Regions from separate parts of the Mus musculus genome. Here region 1 is linked to region 2. The links are chromatin loops, found by intact Hi-C in ENCODE. Cell type or tissue: left cerebral cortex. All regions are shown on one strand. Links, peaks and the distances in the headings refer to the core of each region. The heading gives the core; the rest is flanking DNA.

The links. Peaks named below come from ENCODE experiments on the same cell type or tissue, not always from the same donor. Only the 100,000 strongest peaks of a DNase experiment are listed, where the experiment ranks them.
Region 1: it touches region 2 in a loop (4-fold over the local background); 2 of 42 quality-filtered maps call a loop at or near these places.

The regions. Positions count from the first base shown.
Region 1 is chr3:46,323,572-46,338,917 of GRCm38, reverse strand. No RefSeq gene overlaps it. Among named protein-coding and RNA genes, the nearest start is that of Gm26081, 41 kb to the right of the region's middle. In left cerebral cortex, for the core only: no CTCF peak of the experiment used is centred there; DNase peaks (open chromatin) are centred at 3,614, 4,140 and 6,700; H3K27ac peaks cover 2,017 bases.
Region 2 is chr3:45,374,626-45,389,971 of GRCm38, reverse strand. Pcdh10 (protocadherin 10) reads right to left here and starts at 11,574. Exons shown (of 5, transcript NM_001098172.1): 1 at 8,089-11,574; 2 at 6,383-6,441; 3 at 5,766-5,872. The coding sequence starts at 10,719. 2610316D01Rik (RIKEN cDNA 2610316D01 gene) reads left to right here and starts at 11,712. Exons shown (of 9, transcript NR_045172.1): 1 at 11,712-11,830. In left cerebral cortex, for the core only: CTCF peaks have their summits at 5,981, 8,759 and 8,960; DNase peaks (open chromatin) are centred at 9,272, 9,688, 9,880, 10,224 and 11 more places; H3K4me3 peaks cover 7,984 bases; H3K27ac peaks cover 5,993 bases.

The sequences.
Region 1 (15,346 bases), core at 3,019-11,018, 950 kb before region 2:
AAACAGCAATGGCCCTGAAAAGAGTCTTTAATTTTCCCTCTGAAATTTCACAAACCAGACCTCCATCTTCTGCAGTGTTCTCAACATTATCTTCCAAGCTCCTACACAACATCTGACAGAGCTCTTAACAACGGATGGATCTTTAAGCCCAAAGTTCCAAAGTCCATCCACAGTCCTCCCCAAAACATGGTCAGGTTGTCACAGGAATACCCCACTTCTGGTACCAATTTGTCTTAGTCAGGGTTTCTATTCCTGGACAAAACATCATGACCAAGAAGCAAGTTGGGGAGGAAAGGGTTTATTCGGCTTACACTTCCATACTGCTGTTCATCACCAAGGAAGTCAGGACTGGAACTCAAGCAGGTAAGAAAGCAGGAGCTGATGCAGAGGCCATGGAGGGATGTTCTTTACTGGCTTGCCTCATCTGGCTTGCTCAGCTTGCTCTCTTATAGAACCTAAGACTACCAGCCCAGAGATGGTCCCACCCACAAGGGGCCTTTCCCCCTTGGTCACTAATTGAGAAAATGCCTTACAGTTGGATCTCATGGAGGCATTTCCTCAACTGAAGCTCCTTTCTCTGTGGTAACTCCAGCTGTGTCAAGTTGACACAAAACTAGCCAGTACACCCAGAAACTTGCTTTTATGGGGTTTTTGTTCAGAGAAGCAATCCATTATCTCTTTTCTCCTCCCTGGGATCAAATACTATTTTTGTGAGGATTACATCCTGTGCTAAGCAGCCCTGGAGGCAGTGGTGTGAGCTTTGAATGTCAAGCTTATTTCCAAATGAAACCCCTTTACAAGCTCAGAGTTGACTTAGAAATTGAAATCCAGGTTATGTAATTGATTTTTAAAAGTTTTGAATAGGAAACTCTTCTAACAAAATAAGCATCCAAAAGACTCAGAGAAAATAAAAATAATTATAACAGAAGCAAAGAAATGTGAGGATTTTTGGATAATTTGGAATTTTTGATAGATTATATGGATGCCAAACAATTGATATTTTCTTAGTAGTTTTATGCAAGCAATTTCATCAGTAGTTTATTGCAAATGGAAAAATGAAACATAGAAAGTTTAAGCAAAGCACATTTTTTGAAGTTGCATACTTATTTAGCCTGCAATCATAAAACTTCATGATTTTTTATTACATCAATCTATGTGACTTTGTATGATTTGTGTAACAGAAAACCAAATAAAATGATTGTGTCCATTGTGTAGGGAACAGCTCTTTTTTCTACAATAAAATACAAATGTGAGTTTCAAATATGAGTTTGGAAATATTTTTGAATGCTGGATATTGCTGATATATGTATTCCTTCTGCCACTTTAAGATATTATAGAATATTGTATCAAGGAAATGATTATTATGAAGTTCCATGTGAAGAAAAAAACAGATAAAAAGTTCATGGATGGCCCTCTTGTCTCTTTCTCCTCAGAATAACATTTATATAGTGGTCATTACTTACTCAATGCCATTTTCTCTCCTTTCCTTTCTTTCTTTCTTTTTTTTTTTAATTTTCTGCAATCTTACTTTTCTTCTAAACATTTATAATATGATTGTAATATTTTAACTGTAAGTCACTCAATTTATCTGTGGGTGACCATGTGTGTAAAATCAGATCTCACCCTATAGCCCAGGCTTACTTGAACTTCCTATGTTCCTATATCTATCTCACCAGCTCATGTATCCCTGGCATGAGCCAACAAAGCCATGAACAGGCATGAACAACATACTTATTGTTGCTTTCTTAAATCTGCTTTTCATAGTTGGAACAAAATATTGATGTAGGTATAGACTTCACTTGATTCTGGGAACTGCTGTTGCACTATCATTTGCTTCTCTCTGTTGCTTACTACACTGTATTATGCCCAGTGACCTCACCAGTATGGACTTTTCATGGTTGTTCCTCATATTATAATCATTCATTAGCTAAACAGGTAGATTCAACAATGACTTCCCATGTACAGAAAAGCGTGCATTATTGAAATTTATCAGATTCATATCAAAACTAGAATTTTGATGAGAAAGTTCACTGCATTGTGAAGGCATCTGAAAAAAATCAAATAGGAACTGAAGTAATTTTAAGTGTAGATGAGAGGTGTACATCATAGTGATAAAGTCTATCAGCATTTATTTTCACATCTTCCTCTTCTGTTTTCACCCTCAACACTTCCCTGGCTCAATAATATATATTGGACTAGGTCATATAACTGATCTATATATACATATACATATAATATATAATATACATGTAATATATGTAAGATACATATATATAATATATACATATGAACACACACACACACACATATATATACATATACATGTATATATGAGAACATCCAAATATAACACATAGACTTATACCCTAATACCCTGGTATATGTAATTTAGATCAGGCTAACTGCCTGTTATAAACACCAATCATCTTGCTTCAGTCAATACATCCAAATTAAAATGGAAATTACTGAACCCTGTATGAAACAGCCATTCTCTTGTTAGTGCAGCATGGGTGTGACTGTTGCTGTAGATATTGAGTGCCAGAAATTAATGAATATGTTTATTTTGCAGGATTAAAGGAGAGCCATAGCAGTCATCCCTGAATGGGATGTCTTTATAAATCTACTTTCCTGATAGCTCAGATTTCTATGAGAAAGAGGATGAAGAACTCTTGTAGCAGCCAGAGGTGATAGATGACTCTCAGAAAATGTATATATACATATACTAATTTACAGAGACTCCGACAGCATGCGGATATGCATAGGGTCGAACCAGGCTCAATCTCAACACTGAGAAGTAGGAGTCAAATTCACTTTGCACAACAAACCAAGAAATAATTGTGTAATTGTTACCTACTTGAAAGAAAAAGTTGGTTTTCTCGAATGGCATGTCACAGGGTACTTAAACCTACTCCATAAGACAAGGCCTTATGCCCAGAAGTAGCCAGCAAGCACAAAACAGACACCGTGTGTGTGTGTGTGTGTGTGTGTGTGTGTGTGTGTGTGTGTGTGTGTGTGTGTTTGTGTGTGTGTCCTTTGTAAATTTTTGTGTGTGCTTTGTTATTACTTGATGTAGTGATTTTTCTCAGTGTTTTTAAGATTTTTTCAAAATTCCTATTGTTTTTAAACTATTTTTTTAAGAGAAAGGAAAGAAAATATTAAATTGAATGGTTAGGGAGGGAAGGAGACTTTATGAGTTGAATAGGAGTAATAATATGATGAAAATATATTGTATATACATTATGATTGAAGAAAAACAAGATTTCTGTTGACTAAAACCATAAATCCAAAGTAGTTTACTGCCTAGGGAAAAGGATACGGAAAGAAACAACTTCTTCCAATGGAAATCAGAAATATCATGTGCAAGGCAAGCAAAGAATCAAGTGTACCAAAAATATTAAGTGATAAATGGTCTGAAAAACAGGCTATTCCCAAATCCTCTAGAACATAAACTACCTGAAGCTAGAGTTACTTTGTGTTCTGTCATGGATTGTACCAACAGACCTTCTGAAAAAATGTGCCAGACAGTTATCAGGGTTGAGACATTTTCCAAATACATGAAAGGTTGCAGAGATACATAACAATCCAGAACATGAATAGAACATTCCTGCTAGATTCATTTAGAGCAGCTGAGCAGAAGGCAAAGCCGAATAAGAATGCTTTATCTTAATGGAGAAAGTGTTTTTGAAAGCCTCTCTCTCTCTCTCTCTCCCTTCTTCTCCCTTCTTCTATTTTCCTATCCTCCCTCTAAAGGTATGGGGTTTGTAAATAGTTGAATATGATAGAAATTAATGTTATTTGAAGTTTGGAAAATATTTACTGGCAAAGCTGCTTGAAAATGAAAATTCTGGCATTTCATGTCTCAGGATTGAGGTTTGGTACATTCACCATGAGTTGTTCTTTAGTTGACTTCTCCTAGGCACTCTTGGAATCTTGAAAAGTGTGTCAGAAATCTTCAAGATTCTTATTTAAAGTTGGTTTTAACATCATACACAAATTGAATTAAAGCACTATTTTTTTTTACTAATAGATTTGCTGTAGTGTTAATTTTTGTAGCTACTTTCGAGGGCTTGGGCAGGTAATCAAATTCTGGCAAGCATTTTCTGTGAAACTAAAAATAATAAAACAATCACAACACACACCACTTGCCTCCAGATTGTTCCCATTGAACAGGATGAGGTGATTTTCTTTTTGCCATCTGATGTTTAAAACATGCATGGATAATTGCTGCATAGTCTTATATTTAAATGATCTTTAGAAGATAACACATTCTAAATCTTCTCCCTAGAATGTTATGCAAGTAGCATTTTTTATATAATCTTCTTAGGAATATAGAGCCTCAGTTAAAGTTACTGGATACCAAATGTGATTTTAAAATGTGTTATTAAAAATGTAAGCTCAATTTGACAAAAATATATTTCATATCTTTTCTACTGACTTGGCATGTATTTTTTTATAGTTTTATGAAACCTGTTTTCCTTAAGGCTTAGTAGAGTCCTTACTTGAGGATATAATGAAGTATGTGAAAACAGTAGATATTCTTTAGCCTCATAATATTCTGATATTGAAGTATGACAGAGAGCAGGTATAATAATTGGTATAAAGTTTGCCACTTTAAACAGGAGAGACCGAACTTCTAGATTTGCTACAAATGACTTGGCTAATACTTTGACTATTATATCTATATATTCTTACTTAATTTAAAATTCAAAATTTAGACCTGTACTGACCACAGGTTTTTAACTATTGAAGCAGTGCTGTACAAAATAAAATATACACATGTATGCTTCCATCAGTCATGAAAGAGGACTTCCCCCCATCATTTCTGTAGCTCTCACACATCTCCTGCTATTCACTCTTTAATTCAAAAATTTCCACCTTCTAATTTACTTTGAAGACATCAAGATTCACTTCTAATTATATTGTCACATTTGCTACATAAAAGATAATAAGATAAGTAAATAAAATCATATGACTGAGGAGAGAGAGAGAGAGAGAGAGAGAGAGAGAGAGAGAGAGTTAGTTAGTTAGTTAGTTAGTTAGTTCAGTGGTTAAGAGAGGATCTTACTCTTGCAGAAGACCTATGGTCAGCTCAGGCACCATCTTTTAGAGACACAAAGCCATCTGTAAATTTATCGACAGGGTAGCTGTCTATAGCCAGTGCAAATTTCAACCAAGTGCATATGTGTTCATATAATCCCACTCACTCATACATATCCTTTAAAGAAACAAAAAATTCTTTAAAATTAATATTGTTCCTATTAAGTCAAGAATGATGATCATCTCGATTTTGATTCGTAAATATTCAGGATGTGGTGACATGATAAAGAAATTGGCATAATCCTAAACCTGAAGTGGTCGTTTGTTAATCTACTCTAAATTCCCAGGCAGGTGTGCACCTGCTTCTTGCTACTGTCCCAGTTTTCTGGATTCCTGAAAGAAAGACACACATACACAGCCTTATATTTTAAATACCTTAAACAGTTCAACACCTGAGCCAATCCCTAACTCCACATGGCTAACACACTCCCCTCCATTTCCTTGAGTTAATACTTCCAAAATCTATAATTTTTCTTGGCTGCCTGTACCTAGCTGGACAGAGCTCTTGGGGCTGCTTTCCCCCTGCACCTACATTTCAGCAGTCTCTCCCTCCTGCACCTTTCCAGGATTTTCCATATCCTATGGCCACGGAAGTATCTCCTCCTCTTTCTTAGGTCCCTTCCCTGAATCCTAAAAGTCCCACCTCTGTCTCCCTGAGCAACCATTGGCCGCCTATAACTTTATTGCCCAGTCAAAAACCAACTGGGGACAGGCTTCCTTTAGTCCTATGTGTGGAACACTGCAAAAAGTTTTTCAGGTAATCTAATTAGCATGAGAACATGAGCCACTATCTTATAAAATATATTCTTAGTCACTAATAACATATTAAGAATAATTTTCTTTAGTTATTAGATCAATGTCCAGAAAAATAAGACTATTCATAATAACAATTCATAGGACTTTATAAGCATGATATCTGTTTGGAGGGCGAATTTTTGAGTGGATCATAAGAATAGCTTGAGCCTTGAGCAAGGCAGAACAGGGGGAAGCATATCTTCCTTACAAAAGATGGGAAACACAATCGAGATAGGAAGATTAGTAGTTTTATATACAAATACATATAGATGCAATAATAATTAATGGAAAATACCCATGAATTTGAAATTAGGGATATATATATATATATATATATATATATCCTACACACACACACACACACACACACACACACACACACACACACACACACACACATTCACACACACACATTCACACACACAGGTACACACACGAACAGGAACAGTCCTGGAAGCTTTTTTACTCCATACATCTAATCTAAGCATAGATTCTTTTCAGACTCCGAAATTTTTTCTCTTGCATTAAACTCATTCTCTCTTGTTCTTTCTGAACTCTAACTGGCTGGTCAAACTCCTCTGCTAGCTAAATGGTTCAATCTTGCTTCTCCATGTTCCTCCTGAATTGCTCTGCTTGGCATCAAACTAACTTTGGCAATATGTTTTCATCTTCTGTCGCCTTCTCATTCTCTGGCACATACTTTCTTCACCTGTATCTAGCTTATTATGTCTCTGCAACCTGTCTCTGTACCACTCTCCTAGCAACAATGCTTCCTTCCTTTCTTCCTCTCTGTGCTACTCTACTCACCCTCTCAACTCTCTCTTACTGCTTTCCATGAACTTGATGGTATTCCTGTGCGGTACTCTCTTCCTTTCAGGTTCAACAGAGTTGCAAAGGCAGCTCCATGACACGTTTTAGCTGCAGGAATACAGCCAGCCTGAACAATGCATCTCTGCCTTTCTAGTATACAGATGGCAATGCTCTTTCATGTATGCGTGTCTGTTTTGTCTTTTTCTATACCACATTTCTCCTCAAATAAAACTGTAGTAAATTCTTCTTCTATTTTTTTTTTTTTCTGAATAAGAGATTATGAGTGTTGCTATAGAAGAAAATGACTGTGATGTCTATTAGGAACAAACTGCTCTGACCCTGGCCATTCAATCTGTCACTCTAGACATAATGGGCCTAGATCACTAAGGACAGGGATGTCCATAGAAAATTCAAGGGACAAGATAGAGAAAGAATTAGCTGGGTATACTGGATTAGTAAGCAACGATGAGATAAAGTTTGATTCAGAAATGTTATTAGGGGAAATATTATTGGAAGATATATGCATAACAGAAAAGATAAAATGCTGGGTAGAAGTGATTGGACCCCTCCAGGAAGTAGATGGATTAGTGAACTAACCTTCCTGGAAAGACTGGGACATACTGATTTGACCCCCTGGCATTACCTGCCTAAGGGAATTAAGGTACAAGTTCTAAGATATAGAATTTGGGCTTGTGAAGAAGCCCTGCGGGAAGCTGCAAGAGGAATTAAAATATTGCATATGGAAAAGAGTTTGAAAAGCAATATAGATTGGTGTTCTGTTCAGGAAGTTATCTCCTGTGCTAAAGTATTCAAGACTAATTCCTGCTTTCTTCTCTACCAGGTGTAGTATATCTGGTTTTTATCTTGAAGTCTTTGATGCATTTTATTTGAGTGCAGGGTGATAGATGTGGATCTGTTTGCATACTTTAACATCTTGACATCCACTTAGACCAGCATCGTTTCTTGAAGATCCTTTATTATTATTATTATTATTATTATTATTATTATTATTATTATTATACACTTGTGAAAAATTAAGAGTTCAGGGGTGCGTGGATTTGCTTCTGGGCCTTCTCATCCACGATCAATCTGTTTTTATGCCAATACCAGGTGTTCTTGTTCTTTATTGCTCTGTAATACAGACTGACACCAGGGATGGCAACACCTCTATTTGTGTTTTTTTTTGGTAAAGAATTGATTCTGCTGTCCTAATTTTGTTTGTTTATTTTTGTTTTTAATTTCTTTTGGTTTTTTTTTCCATATGAAGTTGTGTATTGTTCTTTAAAGGTCTGTATAGAATAATTTTGGAATTTTGGTGGGAAATGTACTGAATCTGTAGATTTCTTTTGTTAAGATGGGCATTTTTACTATGTTAATCCCACCAATCCATGAAAATGGGAAATCTTTCCATCTTCTGATGTCATTTTCAATTGTTTCTTCAGTGTTTTTAGTTCTTGCCATGAAGCTCTTTCACTTGCTTGGCTGCAGTTATACCCAGACATTTTCAGTTATTTATGACTATTGTGAGTGATGTTGCTTCCATGTTTGCTTTCTCAGCCTGTTTATTACTTGTATATAGAAGGGAAACTTTTTGTCGTTGTTTGTTTGACTGATTAACTTTTGAGTTCAGATAACATTATTTTTATGGCAGACTGTTTCTTGTTCTACATTTATATCAATAGTCATTTCTCTGTTAAATATGTGGTGTTCATATCTTTGTGGTTTTAGATTATCTATCTTTAATTTTGTTGCAATTTGTTGAAGATTTTGTTATTAGATGAGCAAAATAGTCTAATAAAATTAAAGTGATAGGTTTTTAGCTGATACATGCACACACACACACACACACACACACACACACACACACATACACACACACACACATGTACATTCAAGTCTGTGTTTCTCTGTGAAGCTTTGGCTGTCCTGGAACTCCCTCTGTAGAATAGGCTGGTCTCAAACTCATATACCCCCAATGCCCAGCTGGAAAATAATTTAGAAAAAGATTTTAATCACTTCAATTGATGTGTTCTGTAGTTCCAATTGCTCCACTACTTAAAAGAACTCAATGATCAAATATTACTAATATTAGTATGGCTGGTTATAGTTTTCTTTAAATTTAAGGTAAAATAAATAATGTAGTTAATAAAAGCAGTGCTTGGATATCTGAACTCATTTTATTCTCTGCAAATATGGATCTATATATTCTAGTAAGGGATATACATTTGCTATATGTGTGAGCTGGCTTTAAATCATTGGTTGGTTTAGATATATTACAAAAGACATATAAGTTAAATATTTTACAGTTCAGCTATTTCTAACTCTTTCAAAATATCAAGGATTAAGGCCAGTGGTAAGTCAAATAGCAATTCCATACTAAAGCAAGTCAAGTGCTTTCTCATCAGAAGCCATTAGGGTTTCTTTGTGAAAGTGGGTATTTAAATTTCCTGTGATGCTTATAGTATTTTCATGGACTATTAGGAAGTAAGGGCTCTATTCCTTCTTGTATTAATGCCTTACCAAGAAGTCTACAAATACAGATAATACATACAGGAATGCCAATTGAAGAACAATGATAAAACAGAATTGATTATTTGAACCAATATTGGAAACAATAATCTCAAATGTTTTTTTAAATTAAATATTTTCTTTATGTACATTTAAAATGTTATCCCCTTTCCTTATTTCCCCTCCAAAAACCCCTATCCCACCCCTCCCTCACACTTACCAATACACTGATTCTGCTTCCCTGTCCAGGCATTTCCTACATTGGGGCATAGATTGTTCTCAAGACCAAGGGCCTCTCCTTCCATTGATGTCCAACAATGCAATCCTCTGCTACATATGCAACTGGAGCCATGGCTCCCTCCATTTGTACTGTTTGGTTGATAGTTTAGGCCCTGGGAGTTCTGGGGGTACTACTTGGTTCATTTTTTTTGTTCCTCCTATGGGACTGCAAGCCCCTTCAGATCCTTCAGTCCTTTCTCTAACTCCTCCATTGAAGACCCTGTCCTCAGTCCAATGATTGGCTGTGAGTATACACTTCTGTATTTTCCAGAAATGGGCAAAGCCTATCAGGAGACAGCTATTTAAGTTTCCTGTCAGCAAGCACTTGTTGGCATCCACAAGAGTGTATGGGTTTGGTGACTGTATACAGGATGGATTCTGAGGTGGGGCAGTCTCTGGATGGTCTTTCCTTCAGTCTCTGTTCCACACTTTGACTCCTTATGTCCTTCCTTGAGTATTTTGTTCCCCTATCAAAGAAGGACCAAAGTATCCATACTTTGGTCTTCCTTCTTCTTGAACTTCATGTGGTATGTGAATTGTATCTTGGGTATTCTGAGCTTCTGGGCTAATATCCACTTAAAAATAAGTTTATACCATATATGCTCTTTTGTGATTGGGTTGCATAACTCAGAATGATATTTTCTAGTTCCATCCATTTGCCTGTGAATTTCATAAATTCACTGGTTTTAATAGCTGAGTAGTATTCCATTTTGTAAATGTACCATATTTTCTGTATCCATTCCTCTGTAGAGGGAAATCTGGGTTCTTTCCAGCTTCTGGCTATTATAAATAAGGCTGGTATGAACAGAGTGGAGCATGTTCCCTTATTACATGTTGGAGCATTTTCTAGGTGTATGCTCAAGAGTAATACAGCTAGGTCCTCAGGTAGGAGTATATCCAATTTTCTGAAGAACCTCCAGATTGATTTGAAGAGTGATTGTACCAACTTGCAATCCCACCAGGAATGAAGGAGTGTTCCTCTTTTACAAAATCCTTGCCAGCATGCGTTGTCACCTGAGTTTTTGATCTTAGACATTCTGACCTACGGTATGATGTGGAATCTCAGGGTTGTTTTGATTTGCATTTCCCTAATAACTAAAGATGTTGAACATTTCTTAAAATGCTTCTCATTCGTTATTCTTCAATTGATAATATTTTGTTTAGCTCTGTACCCTTATTTTTTAAATAGGGGTATTTTCTTCTCTGGAGACTAACTTCTTGAGTTCTTTGTATATATTGGATACTAGCCCTCTATCAGATGTAGGATTGGTAAAGATCTTTTCTCAACTTGATGGTTACCCTTTTGTCCTATTGACAGTGTCCTTTGCCTTACAGTAGCCTTGTAATTTTATGAGGTCCCATTTGTCAATTTTTGATCTTAGAGCATAAGCTATTGGTGTTCTGGTCAGGAAAATTTCCCCTATTGCCCATGTGTTCGAGATTCTTCCCCAGTTTCTTTTCTATTAGTTTCACTGTACCTGCTTTTATGTGCTCTTTGAATAGGGATCAAAAGCGAAGCCATGCTTACATTTGTCTTTCCACCTGAAGCTACAGAGATAAAGTTTATGTTATATTTTTAGGCCCACAAACTAAAAATAAAACAACAAGTACAAAGTTTAAAGCAAATATAAATATAACACATAAAATAAATTAGTATCTATAAAGATTTTAAAATAAACCTATGTATAAAATCATATGCTTTATATACCAAGAGTTTATTAATTAAAAATGAAAGAAACAGAAAAGAGAACAAGGGACAGTACCAAAAAGAAATATGAACAGAGAATGATTTAAAAAATCAATAATATATCATAATATAATTAAAGTAGATTTGAAATAATTTAGTAGGAATTAATAGAAGTTGAAATTACTAAATAGCAGAGTTTTCCTAGAAAAAATATTGCAAAACAAATTAACCAAAAAGGAGACTCAAATCTAGCAATTTTCATCAGGAAATTTTTCAAAGTTTTCAAAAATTAGAAAGTTTCAACATACTATAAATTATTGTAATATAAATCTGATAGAGTATATTAATACTGTCTAAATCTTATAAAGAGCTGATAATACCATTCTTTTATAAAAGTGCAAAATTGAAGATTAAACAAATAAAACCAATGCAAAATTACAGATCATCACGAAGTAGGACTTAGTCCATGAATTCAGGATAATTCCATGTTAGAAAACCAATAAATATATCTCATCATGCTACAATTTCTCTTGAAGTCTATGAGAACCTTATGAAATCTCACCACTGTTTCTTCCAAAATTATAGACAAATATTTCTAGAGATACATTGAATCAACTCTTGACATGGCTGAGAATACATAGGAAATCTATAGTCCACTTGGATACATAAGTCTATCATACTCAAGACAGGGTTAGGATTCCCACTTTCCACAATTTCATACTGAACAAATATAATGTTAATATAAGATCATCAAATAATAGAAAATAGATATCATTGTAAAATTTAACAATTGATAAGATAGAAAGGCTCTGTTTTAGATAGAAGTTAGCAATTCTGAATGATAATGGCTAATTTTTAAACAGTGATATGATTAAAACAAATCAAACATTCCTAAATACACAATTTGTAAGAGCCTTAAAATTTTGTAAGTCTCGAGAGATATGCATGACATTCGGTTGGGGCAAATACAGGGTGGGAATTAGGAAACATAATGGCCAACATAATGGAATAATCCAGTGTTCTAGGATTCTCTTCCTGCTTTTGTGAAATATGGACTACTTCTGTATTCTAGGTTTAATGTAAAATTTCCTTAAAATCAAGCATTTTAATCTATGTATCATTTTGAAGTATCTTGAGCATATTCCAACATGAAGAAGAAAACAATTTAGAGAAAACACATATTTGAGGGGAATGACTCCCCTCTCCAACACAAAAAAAATACCTAAACTAAACTAAACTAAACTAAACCAACAACAAAACCACTAAGCCACTAAGGGGAAATCAATGGGCAAATGGCCCATGGCTGGGTTATAGCAAGGATACTTCTGAACACTGCCTGAAAGGACAGTCAGGAGGATCAAGCTTCTGCTTTGTAAACTGATAAGTAATGAAAATAACTCCTTTTTCAATGTCAGATAAATTTCAAAGACATTTGCATTATGATATTTTATAGAATAATACTAATACCAAGTCATTTTTAAACAATCACTGAATGTTTTTTTTTTCAAATTTGTAAAGGTATATTATCCAACACTCTGTTTCATATGACCAGGACACTAACTTGTAATAATCACTTAGGGACAATATTGTACAGGTTTATAAGTACTAACCCATATTCATTCAATTATATAGAAAGTTTATTCCTGATAATCCAGATACTTATAAAGGATTTAATTCTAAACTCAAATGCATATAAATGCCCATGGAGCCAGTCCCCATAGCACTCAACAACATACTTCCCACACATGCATCAGTAGTAGACTGCATCAGTTGTCACGACATACATAAGAAAATGGAGTTGTACAAAGAAAATGAATATCAGAAACCCTGTTGGCTTTCCACACATTTTGTTGATTGACAGGTCTCACATGCAGTAGAAAGCATATTACATTGCTTATATCTATATCATCTATATCAAAAATTTCATTTTGGGGGAAAAGTTTCAAAAACAACATATTGTATAAAAAGTAAGCATTGTATTGTATTTTTTGAAGAAGAGAGTGGTTTGATAAAACACAAAGTTCTATTTCTTTGAAATCTGACTCTTACTTGATGACCCCTTTATTGTTGATTTTAGAATTTAGCTTTTATGTCTCTTTGCTCCTTTTGTGTCAAGATTCTAGATGTGACTAACATTTAGATTTAGGCTTCTTAGATTTAGTATCAAGTTTTCTATGACTCAAACATACATTGGTGCTCATTGAATTGATTTGTAATATATTAAGATTTATATCCTAACAGAGAAATAGTAGATAAGAAAATAACATTTCAGACTGTTTTATTTATTAATTTTTAACTTCCTATGATTTTTGCACTGCTGTCAGTAAGAAGGCTGCTTTGAAAAGATGGATGCGTTTCTCTGTTGTGAGCCTAGTTAACTACTCTAAGCTGTTCATCTCTAAAGCATTGTAGCACCTACTTTACACTGGAGAAATAACTCCAGGCATCTAGAAAGTAGGTTATTCAGGTCATGAAGAATATAAGAGTTACAAGATACAATATGTGACACAGCTCAGACACAGTATCCTCAATGCTGCACAGGGGACAGAAGTGAACATCGATGGCTGATGAAGGACCAGATGCAAATGCCCACAGAAGGCAAAGCATTTAAGTGCATGAGTTGACAGCTGAGCAGTGACAGACTCACTAAGGACACCCACGACTCTCATTTGAAGTCCAGCACTGGAAAAAGCACTTGACGTAAGAAGGAAAAAAAAAACACATTTGGATTTCTAATGTACACTGAAATTCAAATTAGAAAAGAGTTTTAAATGGGAGATTATGTGCTCAATTCACTCCAAGCACTAAGACTGAACCACATATACTTTTATTCATATTTGAAGTTATTATGCTTTGCAGTATTCAGTAGTACAAAGTAAATCTCATTATAATATTTCAATTATAATATATCTGTGGGCTAACAAAACATAAAAGCAAAAGAAAAATCAATGAATATTATTTTTACATTTATATTATCTATTATTCTGTTTTAATTCATTTGTGATGGGCCGGATAAATTTATTTTTACTCTTACTAAAAGACCTGTTTTAAATTAAAAATATTGCAATTGTGGGAGGTTACATACAACTTTAGTAGCATTTACATGTGAATGCACCTAATCTTGAATATATAGCATATTCAATCCCTGTCTGACAAATAGAATTCAAACAATTAAAAAGAAATTATAACTTCTACTGGCTATTAAATGTATTAATTAGTATGGCCTTAATGGAATTCCCACCCCCTCATACACACACACACACACACACACACACACACACACAGCTTTATCAGAAGGTTAAATGTGATAAGTTAAGGAATAGAGATAAATGCTTAAAGTGATTTATGTAACTTATGGATATGTATGGAATTGTCTTAATGAAACCCTTTATTGTGTAAAGTTAAAAGATATTTAGATCCATGAATACAGCAATTTACCTGTATAATGTGCATCACTTAGGTAGAAAACTTTCAACTAATTCTATGGCAATTATAAATGATTATCTATAGCCACCCCAGACATTTTATCAGAGGGTGAAGATGATGTGTGATCATGTTTTGTTTTGCTTTTTGTTGTCTTTTTTTTTTCTTAGAGGATGCCACAACACCATTCCATATTTGTCTATCCTATTCCTTTTGCTGAAACAGTTGCATTTTATGTTTGGATAAACACTTTCCCTTTAGGTTTCCTTAAACATTTCAATGTGTGACACATACACAGGTGATTTTAACCCGAAAGGAAAGCAACCTACACTTGTTATTTTTATATGCACAATTTTGGTGCTCATTAGTCCCTTTCCAGTGAATGTGGGGAATATGTTATGCCTGGATTAGAAAAGGAGGATTCATAAACATGTTCAAACTAATTCAGCAACCTCTTGAGTTGGTTTGAATGTAGATATTTTTTGTAAGCTTTTGTCTCTAGGTCACTGACCTAAAAGGGTCGTTTTAATGTTGCTACCTGCGTAAAATCATTTATCTCTAATTATTTAGATAAAAATGTGTGGAGTACAGTTTGTGACATTTTAATTAGTTATTTAATCTTGACGGCGTGAGCTGTTTAGATTATTTTTTACTCATGGCATTATACATGCACTCAGACGTTACTGTGGTTTCCTTCTGCGCAAAGACGTATTTGCTTACCAACACATGATCAGGTTCCCACATGCC
Region 2 (15,346 bases), core at 2,613-10,612:
GTCACACTTGAGAGAAAAATAATTATGTATAATTATTTTCAAACTAAATTGGATCCTTCCTGTGCATGGTGCACAGAATCAACTAAGTATGGCTCATAGGGGCTTTCAGAGACTGAAGCTTACAAACCCTATATGGGTCTGAGCTAGGTCCTCTGCAAAGATGTTAATGTCGTTAGGTTAGTGTTCTTCTGGGACTCCTGACATTGCGATTTGGGGGATAGCTAACTCTTTTGCCTACATTGGGAGCCTTTTCCTCCTATTTGGGTTGCCTCATTCAGCCTTAATATGACGCTGTGTGCTTAGTAGGATATATCTTGGTAGGCCATGTTGGGCGGATATTCCTGGAAGGTCTTTGTCTTTTTTTTTTTTTTTTAACAGAGCTAGAACTGTGGAGAAGGGAGATGGTGTGAAGGATTAGGAGAAGTGGAGAGAGGGGGAAACTGTATTCAGTTGTAACATACAAGAGAAAATAAAAGTTCAAGATAAATTGAATAATTGATAGATCTTTAAGTTCAAAAAGTTAATTTCAATTGTTATATTCAATCATGGAAAGATAGGTACTAATGTAACATTTTCCAATTAATAACATTTTCTGAATATAACTGGTACATATAATTTTAAATGGGCAAATACATTCAAACGTATGAAAATAGACTTTTTCACTTTTCATTTAGATAAATAGTTTGCGAATGAAAGAAAAAATGTATCCCATTAAGGGTCCTCACTTGGGGGAGCTGTTAGATGAATAACAATGTTCTTTAATCATTTATCATATTTTATGTATTCATGTCCAAGTATTCATTGTAATTCAAGTTATTGTTACCTTAGTAACAAACTAATGTCAGTAATATTTCTCAATGATACAAGAAAGCATTTGGCAAAAATTACTTTTATATATAATTGTATATTGAGTTGTATATATTTCTTTATCTTGCAAATAGGTGATTTTTTTTCCTACTAATTAGTAGTAGAAAAAAACTAGTAGTAATCTACGAGTAATCTGCTAATTACTACAGGCTGGTTAAAATTTCCTCAGAATATATAAAAATTTGTATGAACTGAGAATGTATAAAATGTACACCACTCATGTTCTTGACAAAAATTAAGGAATATTGAAAGATTTCAATAAATTAAGGAACATTGAATAAGTTTTCACTTAGTAAGTGAGAAAATTGTTAGGCAATGTTTTAAATAAATGTATGAAGCAGTGGTGTAGGATGTTTTGGGCAATATTATATATCCTTATACATAGCTGGAATGGAAGTGAGGTCTCTCGAATAAGGCCTGAGTATTTCACCAGTTTTATCAGTAAAATGAGTGGATCTATTTCTCGTGAGGAAAAAAAAATCAGACATAGAAATGAAAATGAAAACCACATAATAATCAATAAACTTCAAATAAGCAACAGAGAAATTAATAGAAAATGGACATTTTCATTTGTCATTTAGATAAATAGTTTGCGAATGAAATGAATGTATCCCATTAAGGGTCCTCACACAGGGGAGCTGTTAGATGACTAACAGCGTTCTCTTATCATTTATCATTAGTCACATTGACCCTGTAACTTTAATTACCAAATACATAGAAATGCATTTAACTTTTTGTCAAAACGTGACCATTTCACAGAGAGCCGATTCCAGGACCTGTGATGTAAATCAGAAGCATCGACATTGTTCTTACTAGTTCTCAGGACTCAGATCGAAGGCCCAAAATTTAGTAAGTTTAACTTACTATTTTCTCTGTGGAATGAATGCATTTACGAATAAACCTATTTTATGTGTACAGACAAGAAAAACACAGGACACGTTTTTATAATACTACTTGGCATTTGTTTATTATTCAGTATTCAAATACTATTGAGGACAAACACTAAATGTCTTAAAATATGTAATTTCACTTGCAATCGTTATTTCCAATCATTTCTTTCCAGGCCTCAGGAATAAGCTATTTTGCAATGACAGCTGATATGAGGGACTGCCTGTTTTAAAAAGATAGACTCAGGTACATTTTAAGACACACATATTTATATTTTACTCAGTAGCAGTAGGTGGTCCTGCTTCAGGGAATTAGAAGTGTATTTAATATGTGCTCCTTTCAAAACGATACTGCTTCTAATCAACCTTCAGTATGTGTGACAAAACAAATTTAAAGAAAACAAAATTCATTTTTTGAGAAAATTTCTAGCCATCTTTCTAAGTATCTCAAAGTATTTCAGAGATATTAACTATAGTTATAAGAATAGGCCAGGGCCAGATATTTATCATTACAATTAACATTAGTAAATAAAAAAATGCACATCAAAATTCTATTTCATCTTATCACCGCTCAAAATGCCTACAGCGTTGTTCACTTTCTTTCAGTATATTGACTTCTATATATTTTCCAATTATAAGTCTCCTTACGTTATCAGAATATATCTCATAGATTCGTCAGAAGCTTGAACAAATATTTGTAAACAACTGAAGTGAATTCCCTTTATTTATAAGTCAAATCTTTATTTGCCAACATCTGAAATGTTACTGAAATTAAGAAAAGATCTCTAGTTCATGAAAATTAAGATTTCTCTGGCAGATGCTGTTATCGTCCAATGGTTTAACATAATACATGATATGCTTTGCCTATTATCTTTAAAATACTGATCATTTTAGCTATTTTATTTATAAATTTATATTTAATAGTTTGCCATGCATGATGGATAAATATCTTATTTTTCAACAACAACAACAGCAACAAAAACGTGTAAGACAAAGCTGGCAATTTTTAGTTGTTAAAAGTGACTAAATTACCTAGGATTCTCCTTCTAGCATATCTTTAGAAAGAGACAGGTATCAAAATAAATTTATAACTTATAGTTTTTTCATAGCATAGACATTTAATGAAGATCAGTTTCTTACAACAAAGTAGATTTGCGTAAATATACCTCAATGATATTAGTAATGTTTAAAATCATATAACTAAGATCCTTATTCTGAGATAGAAAATTAAATGCTTTAATATCCTGAGTTACTAAAGAAGCTTGGACATTTTTTAAAATCTACTTTTTTGCCCTTTAGCTGTGGCTCATCAGTTTTGCCACTTGTGATGGCTTTCACCACATCTTCCTGGACCTCTGCCATATCTAACCGATACATCAATAGTGCACTGAAAAAAACGGAAAGCACCTTGACAAGGCTATAGAAAGCAAAGTGCCACAGAGCAGTGGTCAAGCCCAATCATTTTGTGCAGGGAGCCAGGTGCAGTGGCCAACTGAGAAAGCTCATGTGACTCTCTGCAGCTGCCTTCTTGTCAGCAGCCTTTCTGTGAAGGTTTGGGACTGCTGCAGGGTTAGATAGCAGAAAAGCAAGAAGATGAACAGTAAAGGACACAAAATGGAAACAACTCAGTAAAGGAAGTATTTCATATGCAGATAAGTAAGTATAAGGTAAGGTTATCATAGAAAAGATTGAAGAAGTAAAAAAAAAAAAAGTTAGAAAAATTGAACAGGTGAAACAGTAGGCCTCATTGTGCACTGGGAAGAGACACAGGCTCAGGGGAGAATTAGGGATCTTTAGTCTTTCCACTTTCACTCCATTCATTTTACATTTTCACCTAACATATGTAGTGAGATTTGCTTAATTAGCTAATTTTGCAAATTTGGAAGATCACCATAAGTTGTCTTTACAAAGAAATAAATGACATTTTTTAAAACAACCATGACTTCTGAAATACTCCTCCTACTCACTGTGAGGTTTATACTACAAAACATTAATATGGGTGGCAAAACATCACTTACTAAAAGACATTTTAATTTTATGCATTCAGATTTTTACTTTCAAAAGACCCAGAATACTTCTTACTATAAAATTAAGCATATTACAACTGATCAATTCAACACCAAGGTGCAATTACTTCTCACTGTAAGTGCTTTCTAACAACTGCAAAACAGCAATTACTGTGCCCAGTGCATTGTATCTACCCGTCTTACCACTAAGCTGCATAAATGGAGTGGCAATTCTATATCACTTTTACACATTTAACAACTTAGATATGGGGGCAAAAAGTTCAGCACTTAGATGATGAAAGCCAAACATTGCCTTGCCTATTTAAAACGTGCTGCAGAACACATTTTAGCATTTTAATGATCCTTAAAAGTCTCTAAGATCCTAAATTCTTTGAAAGAATCATTAACAAAATAGCAACACTGTGCTGTGAAATAAGATAGCTCTCATGAAGACAGGCTACCAGGAATGTCTGTGTAACAAATCTAGCCTTTCTTGAGAACTTTTATTCATTCCTTTTCCTTTGCATAGATTATTAGGCTCATTTTGTATTTCTAAGTGACTAGGCTCACTAAAATGCTCACTGGGACTCGGGTGCTACTTAAAGAAAAAGAAAGAAAACCACAAAAGGGAGTGGGTGGGAAAGAAATAAAATATATGCAAGGAAAGATGTAGCAGTTTTCTTATGCCAAACCTTTTGTTGTAAGAGGCTGGGGTTAAATTAGAAACTTGTGGAAAATAGAAACCGATAGTTCTAAATGTACAGTTTTAAAATGATAACAATAAATCATATACCACATATAGGGCAAACATGAAAGGGACTTTGTACTCACATATAAACTGCTGGCAAGATCTGGTTTGTTGTCAGGACCCCAGACACTAAATAGATGCTCTGTTCACTTAGCGTGAAGGCCCGCAAGGGGCAGGGACCTCCGGGGATTCTTGGCAGTTCTCAAGTCTCATTAGGTCTGCATATTAATGACTTGCAGCAATATAAAGAGACCCTTGAGCAGCCTCTTTTTCCCTTTCCTCCTGCCTGGGTTTCCCAAGACTAAGCAGCCACAGATAGAGCACACATTAGCCAACTGAGAGGCTTGTAGCAATCCCTGCTGCCAGGCCCTACTGGGTGTGCTCTGCCCTTTGACACAGTGCCTCTGCACCATTCCCAGGGCTACCAAGTGTGTCAAGGAATGAATACTCTCAATGACTAATAGTACCTCAAATATTAAAACTCCATCACTTTATGGAGTAAATCAAGGTCAAATCTCAAGAGAAATAAGTGTCACCCAGAGGTAACCCACTGGTGACATTTTTCAGATGTTTCAAGAATTTCCCAGGGTTTCCCATTCCTTCCTGTTTCAAATAAACACAGCATTAAGAAGAAAGAATTCAGCAAACATCTTTCATGGGTGAAATCCAAATGGGAGTAGAAAAAAAATCAAATAATTTTATTTCATCTTAAGGTACATAGTTTATTTCTTATAGGTTCTTTTAGTATTGGTAATTAGTATTAGATCTTACACACACTTAAAGAACAAACTCATATTTGAAATTTGAAGTAAAATGTAATATAAAAGTTCCATTGTACTATAACTGCCACCTTTGGCCATTAGTTAGCACACATAAACCAATGCTTGAGCTCAGATTTTGATTCTTTTCAAAATAGGAGGAGATCAAAGATGCCTAGACAACACTAATTATCAAATGTCTATTACTAATGTTATGAAGCCCACAGACACCTGGACTGCAAACTAAAACCCATTTGTGACTTTTAACATCATCCCCTTCTCCAGTGATACTTTGTATGCAAAATACCTTTCTCTAGAATGCATGGTGTTTAGATTCTAGAGTACAGTTCTAACCTCAACACTTCAAAAGATGTAACAATTTTTACAACCTTCTTTGGAGCACAGTGACCAATGGAAGACAGACCATCACCTAACTCATCATCCATTGGAGAGGTATTTAAATAAACAGCTATATAATGGGTATTAGATTAACACTTACCAGCTGACTGGCCACGGTTGGTGACATCATGATCACTGTCTCCCTGTTCACTGTCTCCATGACCACTGTCCTTAGAGCTTACTATGTCAGCTTCCTGGAATGCAGAACTAGAAACATAAAAAGGAGAATGTTAGAATTAAAGGAAAAAAAAAAAAGGTGAACAAACACAGAAAACATTCTTCTGCCACCACATGGTCACTAATGTGTGCTGCAGACTCTTGGATTTCCATATGAAGCTCATTTTTACCACTTAATAACTCCCTAAAAACGGAGCCTTCACAGTCAATTGCAACATGAAACATGTGAAGTTTACACATTATTCTATGACTGGAGATAAGAACATGCCTATGTCTTTTTAAAAATAAGATATATATGAACATCAGTGTGAATAAGTCATAGAAGCTGGAAAAGTATTTTATAATTTTTACATAAATGAACAACATTGTATAGCTAATCTTATAGAGATAAATGAATTATGTAGAGTAGTTGTGCCTGCCTCAGTTTAAAATGCTTTATGCATTGCATCTTTTCATATGAAACAACACACATCTACTTCCTCCTTATACTTGGTAGGAAACTTTTCACACACAAAACTAAGGATTGAAAATAGTTCATACCTGTTAACTCGGCGAGGTCTGTCAACTAGATAGCTGAGCTCTGCTCGCTGGTGTTTATTCTAGGAAAAAATAAATAAATAAAGAGCACTAAAATTCAGAGAGAACAACGACCATCCTGCTTCTGAGAATAAGAACTCAGAATGTTGGATTTAAGCACATGTATATATTGTGCTTAAGGAATTTTAAGGTTTTCATAGGGTCACAGCCTGGTGATTGCTGGCTAGGAACAAGAGAAACATGTAGAGACATTTGAATCTAGATTTCTTTGATACAGGTGATATGTTTTTTTCTTTCAAAGCAAAGCAAAACAAAGCAGACTTGCTGGCCCAGAGAAAATGTGTCTTATTTAAAAGGAGAATGCAAAAAAAAAAAAAAAAAAAAAACAAAACCAAAACAAACAAAACCCTTATACCTAGGTTTAATAAACTGTTGCGTCTACCATAAAATTACTCTAATCATAGTCTGCATCTTGTCTTTCAATAGTCTACGGAGTGTTTAAGTGGATACGGATGGACACAAGAAAAAACAGCACGCTCAATAAGAAAAAGTTTGGATATTTTCTCAAATTATTTTGTTGTTTATTTTTCAAAGTTACTTAGGATACAAGTGAGCTATACAAATATTCGTGAAAGTCAATCAGTTATATCTTAGACTCAAAATAAGGAGATGCCAAGAGTGACTGTCATAACACTGCTCCATTTTCCCTCCAGAGGCCCTCTGCAAGCTCCCCAAGGCCCACACACCTTCCCAGTCCAAACTTTGCTTTACAAGGCTCTCCCCACTCCCCACCCTCCAACTTTCCACTATGTCTCTACCTTTTAAAAAGAAATTGAAATTGACAAGCCAAATTCTTTGCTGAAGAAAGAAGCCAACAGTAGGCAATTCCTACAAAACAAAAACAAAAAAACCAACAAAAAAACTAAACTAAAAGTGGCAAGGAAGTAATTATTATTGAATGATATATTTAAGACAGTTGTTCAAGCTTTCAGTTAGTTTACTCTTACAGGATTCTGTGCCAGAGGAACTTCATTCAAATTCACACTGTGTGGGCATTCGGCTTCAAGAGCTTGTGTTAAAGCTGTCCAGAGCAGAATTGACTTGGTGGTTGTGTTTTTTTTTTTGTTTGTTTTTTTTGTTTTTTCTTTTTTTTTCAGAGAAGGAACTGATCACTAAACATGCAATCCAATTTAGGCAACCATATAAAGTTAAACAATCTATTGCTTACTGGTACACGCGACTGAAAACAGTGATAAACAAACCAAAATGGAAGCAACTTTATTAATGCCTGGGACAGATGCAAAGAGAAAAAGACCTTTGTCAGTGATTGGCCCCTCCCCCACACTTCTCTCTCCCGCCAAGCTTTTTCTCATATATTCCCCAGATTTCAAAGAAGGCAGGACCATAAATGTAGAAGAGGGAGGAGGAAGCTCCAAGGTTGCAAAGAAGCAAAGGGGGGGGGGGGTGCTGGGAGGGGGGAATGAAAATAAAATCAAAGGGGTGGAGTGCAGTCAGAACACAGAACACAGAAGTTAGGTTACACACCAAGAGGTGATAAAAGGTGACCCCCAATCCTCCCCTTCCCTCAGCCACACAAACACGCTAACACCTGAAAATACACAGTGCACCAGAAGAGATGCAGGGCCGGGCTAAAGGAGGCTTTCTGATGGAGGAGATGAGAGATGGTGCTTCTTTCCCTTCAGCCTTACCTCGTTGGACAAAATGCTTCCGTTGGAAATGATGTCTGGTTGCTGGTCGCTGTACCCGGTGACGATGGCTCCGCAGGGATTGTGCTCAGCATCTGTACTCCGGGAAGGGCTGCAGGGCTTCAGGAACATCAGGTCGGTCTTGGCGGACTCCGGGGTGAGGCAGACCTGATAGCAATAGTTCTGATTGTGGTGATGGGAACCGAAGCCTCCGGACTCCTCTACCGGCACCTGGGCCGGGTTGCTAGGGACGTTGGCGCTCTGCACCAACATGATATCTGACTTGCTGAGTTTCTTCTTGCGCGCCCGGGCTTGGCGGCCGCAGCAGGTGGAGCTCCCATTGCCGCAGCAGCAGCAGCAGAGGCAGCAATCGCTCGCGAGACACGTGTAGATGTTGAGTTTTTTCTCTTTCTGACAGCGCACGGCCAACACGATCATGGCCAGCAGGAAGATGAAGGACACCGAGCCCAGGGCGATGATAAGGATAAGTGTGAGGTCCAGTGAAGTTTCCCCGCCGCCAGAGCGGCTGGGACGCAGGTGTTCCCCAGACCCTCCGCCTCGGTCCCCGCCCCCGCCCTGTGGCTCCACCGCTCCATCCACCAGCTGAACCACCAGGGTGGCTGTGGAGGACAGGGGCGGCTGCCCGTGGTCGCGCACCTCGATCACCAGCTCATAAGGCCGCTGGGGGTCGCGCTTGGCTGGGACCCGGCGCGCGGTGCGGAGCTCTCCGGTGCGCCAGTCCAGTCGAAAGAGGTTCATTTCGTTGCCCCGCACTATGCTGTAGGTGAGCCTGGCGTTCTCGCCGTCGTCCGCGTCCACTGCGGCCACACGAGTGAGCAGGTAGCCGGGTTCGGCAGAGCGCGGCAGCACCTCGCGGGCTGGAGTCCCGTTGCGCCCCGGAAGGGGCGCCACGATGGCGGGGGCGTTGTCGTTCTGATCCACTATCAAGATGTTGACCGTGGCATTGCCGGCCAGCGCCTGGGGACTGCCGGCGTCCCGGGCTTCTACTTGAAAGCTGAAGTCCTTGATCTGCTCATAGTCGAAGGATCTCAGGGCGTACAAGTAGCCGTTGTCTGAGTTGATGGACACGTAGGTGAAGACACTCATTCCTTGGATCTGGCACTCTAGGATAGAGTAGGTTAATTTTGCATTGGCCCCTTCGTCGCGGTCCGTGGCGCTCACCGCGTAAATGTAGGCACCCGGCACATTGTTTTCTGTCACATACACGTCGTAGACCGGCTGGCTGAAGCGCGGCGCATTGTCATTCACATCTGACACTTGAACCTGGATCGACTTACTGGTGGAGAGTGCAGGCTCGCCCCGGTCGCGGGCCACCACGGTCAGGGTGTAGGAGTCCCCAGCCTCTCGGTCCAAGGGGGCTTCGGTCACGATAGTGTAGTAATTCTTGAAGGAAGACTTGAGGCGGAACGGCACGTCTCCCAGAAGCTCACACTGCACCTGCCCGTTCTCCTCTGAGTCCCGATCGGTCACGCTGAACAGAGCCACCACCGTGCCAGGGGCCGCACCCTCGCTCACCGCCTCTTTCACTGTGCTGAAGCTGATCTCTGGTGCGTTGTCGTTGGCATCCAGCACTCTCACCAGAACCTTGCAGTGCGCAGGCACAGCATTGGGACCCAAGTCCTTGGCTTGGACATACACCTGATACACTGGGCTCTCTTCATAGTCCAGCTCGCCGCTCACCTCCAGCCGGCCGGTGCGCGGCGACAGTCCGAAGAGCTCCCGAGCCCTGGGTGAAATGTGACTACTGAACGAGTACACGACCTCGCCATTCTGGCCTTCATCAGGGTCGGTGGCATTAAGCTGGATCACTAGCGTGCCAGGGGGAGAATTCTCTGGTAGGGAAACTGTGTAGACGGGTTGGTCAAAAGCGGGCACATTGTCGTTGGAGTCGAGCACTCGGATGGTGAGCAAGGCCGTGCCAGTACGCTGCTGCTGGGGGGGCAGGCCGGCTCCCCCACCGCCTCCCCCTCCTTCCCCTCCTCCTCCCCCTCCTCCCCCGTCCACCGCGGTCAGCACGTAGCGGTGCACCGCTTGCTGTTCTCGGTCCAGTGGCTTCTCCAGGACCAGTTCGGCGAATCGGTTGCCATCTCCCTGGGTCTGTACGTCTAGCGAGAAGTAGCTATTTGGGGTTATCTCGTAGTCTCGCAAGGAGTTGGTCCCCACGTCTGGGTCGAAGGCGCTCTCCAAGGGAAAGCGGGTGCCTGGCGTGGCGCTCTCTGAGATCTCCACTGTCAGGTCGGGCTCTGGGAAGGAGGGAGGGTTGTCATTGATGTCCAGCACTTCGATCTCCACTCGGAACAGCTCCAGCGGGTTCTCCAGAAAGACCTCCAGGTGCAGGACACAAGAGGGGCTCTGCTTACAGATTTGCTCGCGATCTATCTTCTCGTTTACGTACAGAACCCCGGTCTCCAGATTGAGGTCCAAGTAAGGGGTCCGTGAGTTGGCCACCGTCTGAAACCTGCGAGCTGAAAGTTTTGTAATGTCCAAGCCCAGGTCTTCAGCGATATTCCCCACGAAAGTGCCATGTTCCTGCTCTTCCTGCACAGTATAATGAAGCTGGGAAAAGACTCCGTCCACCATCCAGAGCAAGGCAAAGAATAACAGCACAATCATTTCCAAAAGGAAAAGGAAGCAGCTCCCCTGTAGCCAGCCAGCCACCCCGATCACCGCCCCCCAACCACCACCACAAAAAGAATAATAATAATCTAAAAAATATAAATAAAAGTGTGCTGCGTGGGGGGGGGGCTCCTGTGGCTGTATTAAAATTTTGATTCCTTTTGCTTCATTTTAGAGCGTCTCCAAATCGAGCCTCATTTTTCAATCTTAGCGCAGAAAGGGTGACAGATGTCCCCTATGCTCAGCCGTAATCTTCCCACTGACCAATTAATAAAATAACGATCATACAATAGTCAGCCTCCTTTATTCCGACAGTGTTGGCGCAACGCGGCGCTGGCAAATCCCAAGGAGGAAATTTCGATATTTCAAGACTGTCCTAGGTTTGTCTTCCTGCTGATGGGAGGAGAATGTGGAGGAGGAAGAAGAGGAGAAGGAGGAAGATGAAGAGGAAAAGAAGGTAGAGGAGATGCTGCCGGCACCACTGAACATGCCTCTTGATATCAACGGCTGGCAAACGCGAGCGGGGTTAAAGACAGCGAGAAAAATTTTTGCTGGAAAAACACGGAGCCGTTCTGCAGCATAAAACTTTCATTCTCTTCATTTCTCCGGATGGACGTTCCTCTTGTCATTTTCTTCCCTCTGTCTCTCTTTGCATCTCTTGGCTTTCATAGTCTTGTGTCTATTCTCAACTTCACTGGCTCTGGCTTTGCGTGAACACAACCAGCTATTTCTTTTCTGCTGTTTCCTTTGCAAGCCTCTCTCCCTCTAACCTGCCTCTTCTCCTCTCAGTCCATCCTGCCTCCTGCTTCAGCCCCAATGCTTGTGATCTCGGCTGGCAGTTTCTGAGCTCCGAGCGCTCCGCTTCTCTGTTTTTGCGCAGCGCCCTCATTCTGCCAACCAATCGCCGAGGAGCACCACCCACCGAGCGACTGTTCGTTGGCTAAAGTGGCCGTCAAGTAGTTACGTCACGCGGCAGCCAGGAGGGGCGGGGCAGAACGCTCGCTTTGGCTGCGGGAGTGAGTGTGAGTGTGAGAGCAAGAACAGCCCGCAGGTCCCGAGGCGCTTGCAGGGGACTCTGCCGCGGAAAGTTCCCAGTCCCCAGCCGCAGGTAATGGGCAGGGAATAAGAGAGGTTCCCCTGTTTGCATCAGCAAATACGAAAACATAATAGCAACAGCTGCGGTAGCCTCTCCAAGGAGCGGGGTTTCCAGTGACGCTAACATTCTTTTTTTCCTTTAAGGTGTTTTCCCTCCTGCTGATCGTGGAAAGAAATCACCAAGAAGAGGGGAAAGTTGCCCCGGGGCCGGTAGTCATGTAGGGGTTACCAAAGCAAGGGACTCTGGCAGAGATGCGCGCGGACAATTTAAATGCCGGCATAAAATGGCATGTGTCAATCAAAGCTAGAGGGTCAGAAGGGGAGGTGTGGGGAGGATAGACCAGGCTGCAAAGGGAGTGCGGAGGTGAATTCCCCCTAAAGCGGAGGGATTCAGACCAAGGGACTTGGGGCGACAGCTCCTATAGACGGGCAGATGGTTGAACGTCTACCCATCTAATGTCTACCCACAAAATGCTTGGTTACTAAATTAACTCGTTTGGGGACATTGCTTCGAACTGTGAGTACCCCAGTCAAGGACTGGGGGCTTCTTTGTAGTTTATGCATGGGAGCCCGCCATCGTTAAACCCACTCTAGGGCACCGGATCCAGCACCACCCATCACAGCGAGGCGCTAGCAATATCCCTGCGCCTCGCCTGGCCCCGCGCCAGGCAGCAGTGGCGAGCGCGGGCTTTTCTTTTCTTTTCTTCTTTTGCCTGATTTCTGTTTTAATTATTTATTTTTCTTTTACCCTTGGTGATCCATCCCTGCCTCCATAACTAGAGGGGGTGTGGGAAGAAGGTACATGCCCAGCCCGAAGACAGCTCTCTGGAGAATGACCGTGGGGTGGCCGCGAGGGCGGGCGGGGCGGTGCACACGCACACGGGGGATAGAGTGTGCACCGCTGCGGGAATCCACCGGCACGTTTGCACATTCCTGGTGCTGGCCCTCGTCCTCGCTGGCTGGCCACAAGCTGAGTTCGGTGCGAATCCCTGGGGAGCAGTCCGGGGATTCTGAGCCGCGCGCCTGACTAGCCACGGGTATCCACACGCCCAGTTCCCGGGAAGTTATAAGGCGGCGGGAACGAACTCTCCGCTGCTGGGAGAGCCCGCTGAATGCCTGTCCTTCAAGGATAAATATCGAAGAATACGTTTTAATACTTATCAACGTGCTGCCCGCAAGGAATAGGTTGTTTATTTTCCGGAGGAGCCGTTTAAGCCAAAGACTAGAATGACTCCCTAGAGGCTTCCCGGTAATGAATGACCCAGGAGTAACGCTACAGCAACCGAAGGGAAGGAATGGTACCACCCCTCCCCCTATACTGCCCTCCCCTCCCACCCCCCACCCCGCCCGCAAGGTACGCTACAGTGCCTTCTGGAAAGAAATTAGGAGTGCGCGTCCCCACGCGTGATTGACAGCGAGGCGTGCTCGGACCACTCGGGAGAGTCCGTGTTTAACGGCCTGTTCCCCTACCCCTACCACTTGCCTCTTGCGGAGAGATGGGTTCTACCTTTAAGAGGGTAGGTGGAAAAGGAGCCAGCAAACATGGCTAAGCCTTTTCCAGCTGCATTGAATTGACCATCCGCCAAAACCAAACCGCTACAGTTTAAAATGATTTTAGCGTCACGTCTGCGGCGGAGAATGAAGCGGCAGAGCAGAAAAAGGACCTGTGGATCAATGAAAAGGGGCTCAGAGTGTATCCGAATATTAATACACTGTGGCCATCTGTGCTTCCCGCCCCTCCCCCTCCCTTCAGAGCTACAACATTAAAATGCAATTTTTCTAGCACCCCAAGCTGACTCATCCGAAACCCTGGGCCTTTAAAAAAAAATCCAAACACGATGGTAATGCTTTAATGTGTTTATTTGTACGGACGGAACACTTGTGTGTCTGCATGTTTTCGTGTGAGAGACACGCTGCGGAATGACAGTGCAGATGTGCTGGCGGAGGTTTGTGTCTCGGAAAGGAGCTTGAAGTTCGAGCTGACTTAGGGCGTTTGCAGAACGCCGGCGAGCTTGCCGAGGTGGAGATGAGAACGTGAAGAGATGGCCAGATTTCCCTGAGATTTCCCTGTAAATAATCAGTGCATCCACTGTAACACTTGAGCCGCTTTTTTTTTTTTTTTTTTTTTTTTTTTTTTTTAAATGGTGGCAGCTGTGTTTGAATGGGGACCATTTCCAGAAACGTGGGTTGCAGGCGTCTCCTAGCGGCGAAAGCGGCATAGGGCAAGTGAAATGATTTTGCTGTGGAGCCCGCCTTCTGCCTTTGTAGGGTTTGCCTGCTGGGGGCTCTGCTGCATTCTGCAGGTCACGGAGGCCAGAGTCCAGGCCATCAAAGCAAAGCCAGGCTTCTCCACTGGTCCTGCCTCGCTGACTTTTTTGGTCTCTGAGGTGCCATCCCCTGGACTATAGGGGTGACAATGGAGTCCTCCTAGCCAAATAAAAGCGACCCAGGCCCTCTGCCCTCCCTGAGAAAACTCAAGCCAAGGAGGATTGCATGGGCAGTTTGCTCGCACCCAACATTTGCAGGTGGGCATTATAATAAGGTCTTTGAAAGAAACCAATCCTGTGATCTTGAGCTCAAAAACAGTACTTAAATTTTTCTTTCAAAAATGTCTTTTGAGCTAAACATGTATGTTTTCTGTCTTAGTCGCAATTAGGCAAATACTTTCCCCTCCACCTTTTCATAATCTTTCCTTGTTTACCCTTCTTTGAATCCTAGTGTTTAGTGAAGTCACAGTTATAGACCAGGTAATCTGGGGGGGAGGAAGCGGCTTCTTTGAAGTGCGGCGGGCTTTGTCCCTGGGCTCTGCCTTACAGCTGTGGGAGAAGCAAACAGGAGCCTGCAATCTGCCTCCCCCATCCTCTGAGCCCAAGGAGCACCAGCACTCTGTTCCCTAACAAACTGCATTCCTGGATAGGGGCGAGAAAGGTGTTTAATCATTTGTAAAGAGATAAAAATCAGCTTTCATGAAAATCTCGGGTTATATGTGAATGTGGTAGCTTTTTTTGTTTGTTTGTTTCTAAGTGAGGCAGAACAGAAGTAAGAAGGCACCAAGGATCTCCAAGAGCATGGAAACTAAATAATAGGGTGGCTTTCTTGTCTGCCACCTCTTACTGGAGAGGGCAGGAGAGACAGGTTTGTTAACTAGCTTTTGGATAAACGAATGTTTGCCGTGATTTAATATGACTGCAAAGCAATCTGTTTTAAAATCCTCTTATTATTGCACTGTGCTCAGAACTTTGAGAAAAAGTGAATCTGATGTTTTGCCATTTTTTTTTCTAGGAATTGGAAGGAATACTTCCAATTGCACCAGTAAGGAAGGCTAGAAACATTAGGTAGGACCAGGATTGAATTGGATGGGTTCCTGCCTGGGCCACTTTTACTCCCAACTCATAGTGTCAACAGTGTAGCTACAGGTTTTACAGATAGCCAAGAACTAGGTCCATACACACACTCTAGATAAATACAGCTTAATAGGAAAGCAAGCAAATCTTTGGAACTAAGCTCACAAACACAGTGACAGCTCTTA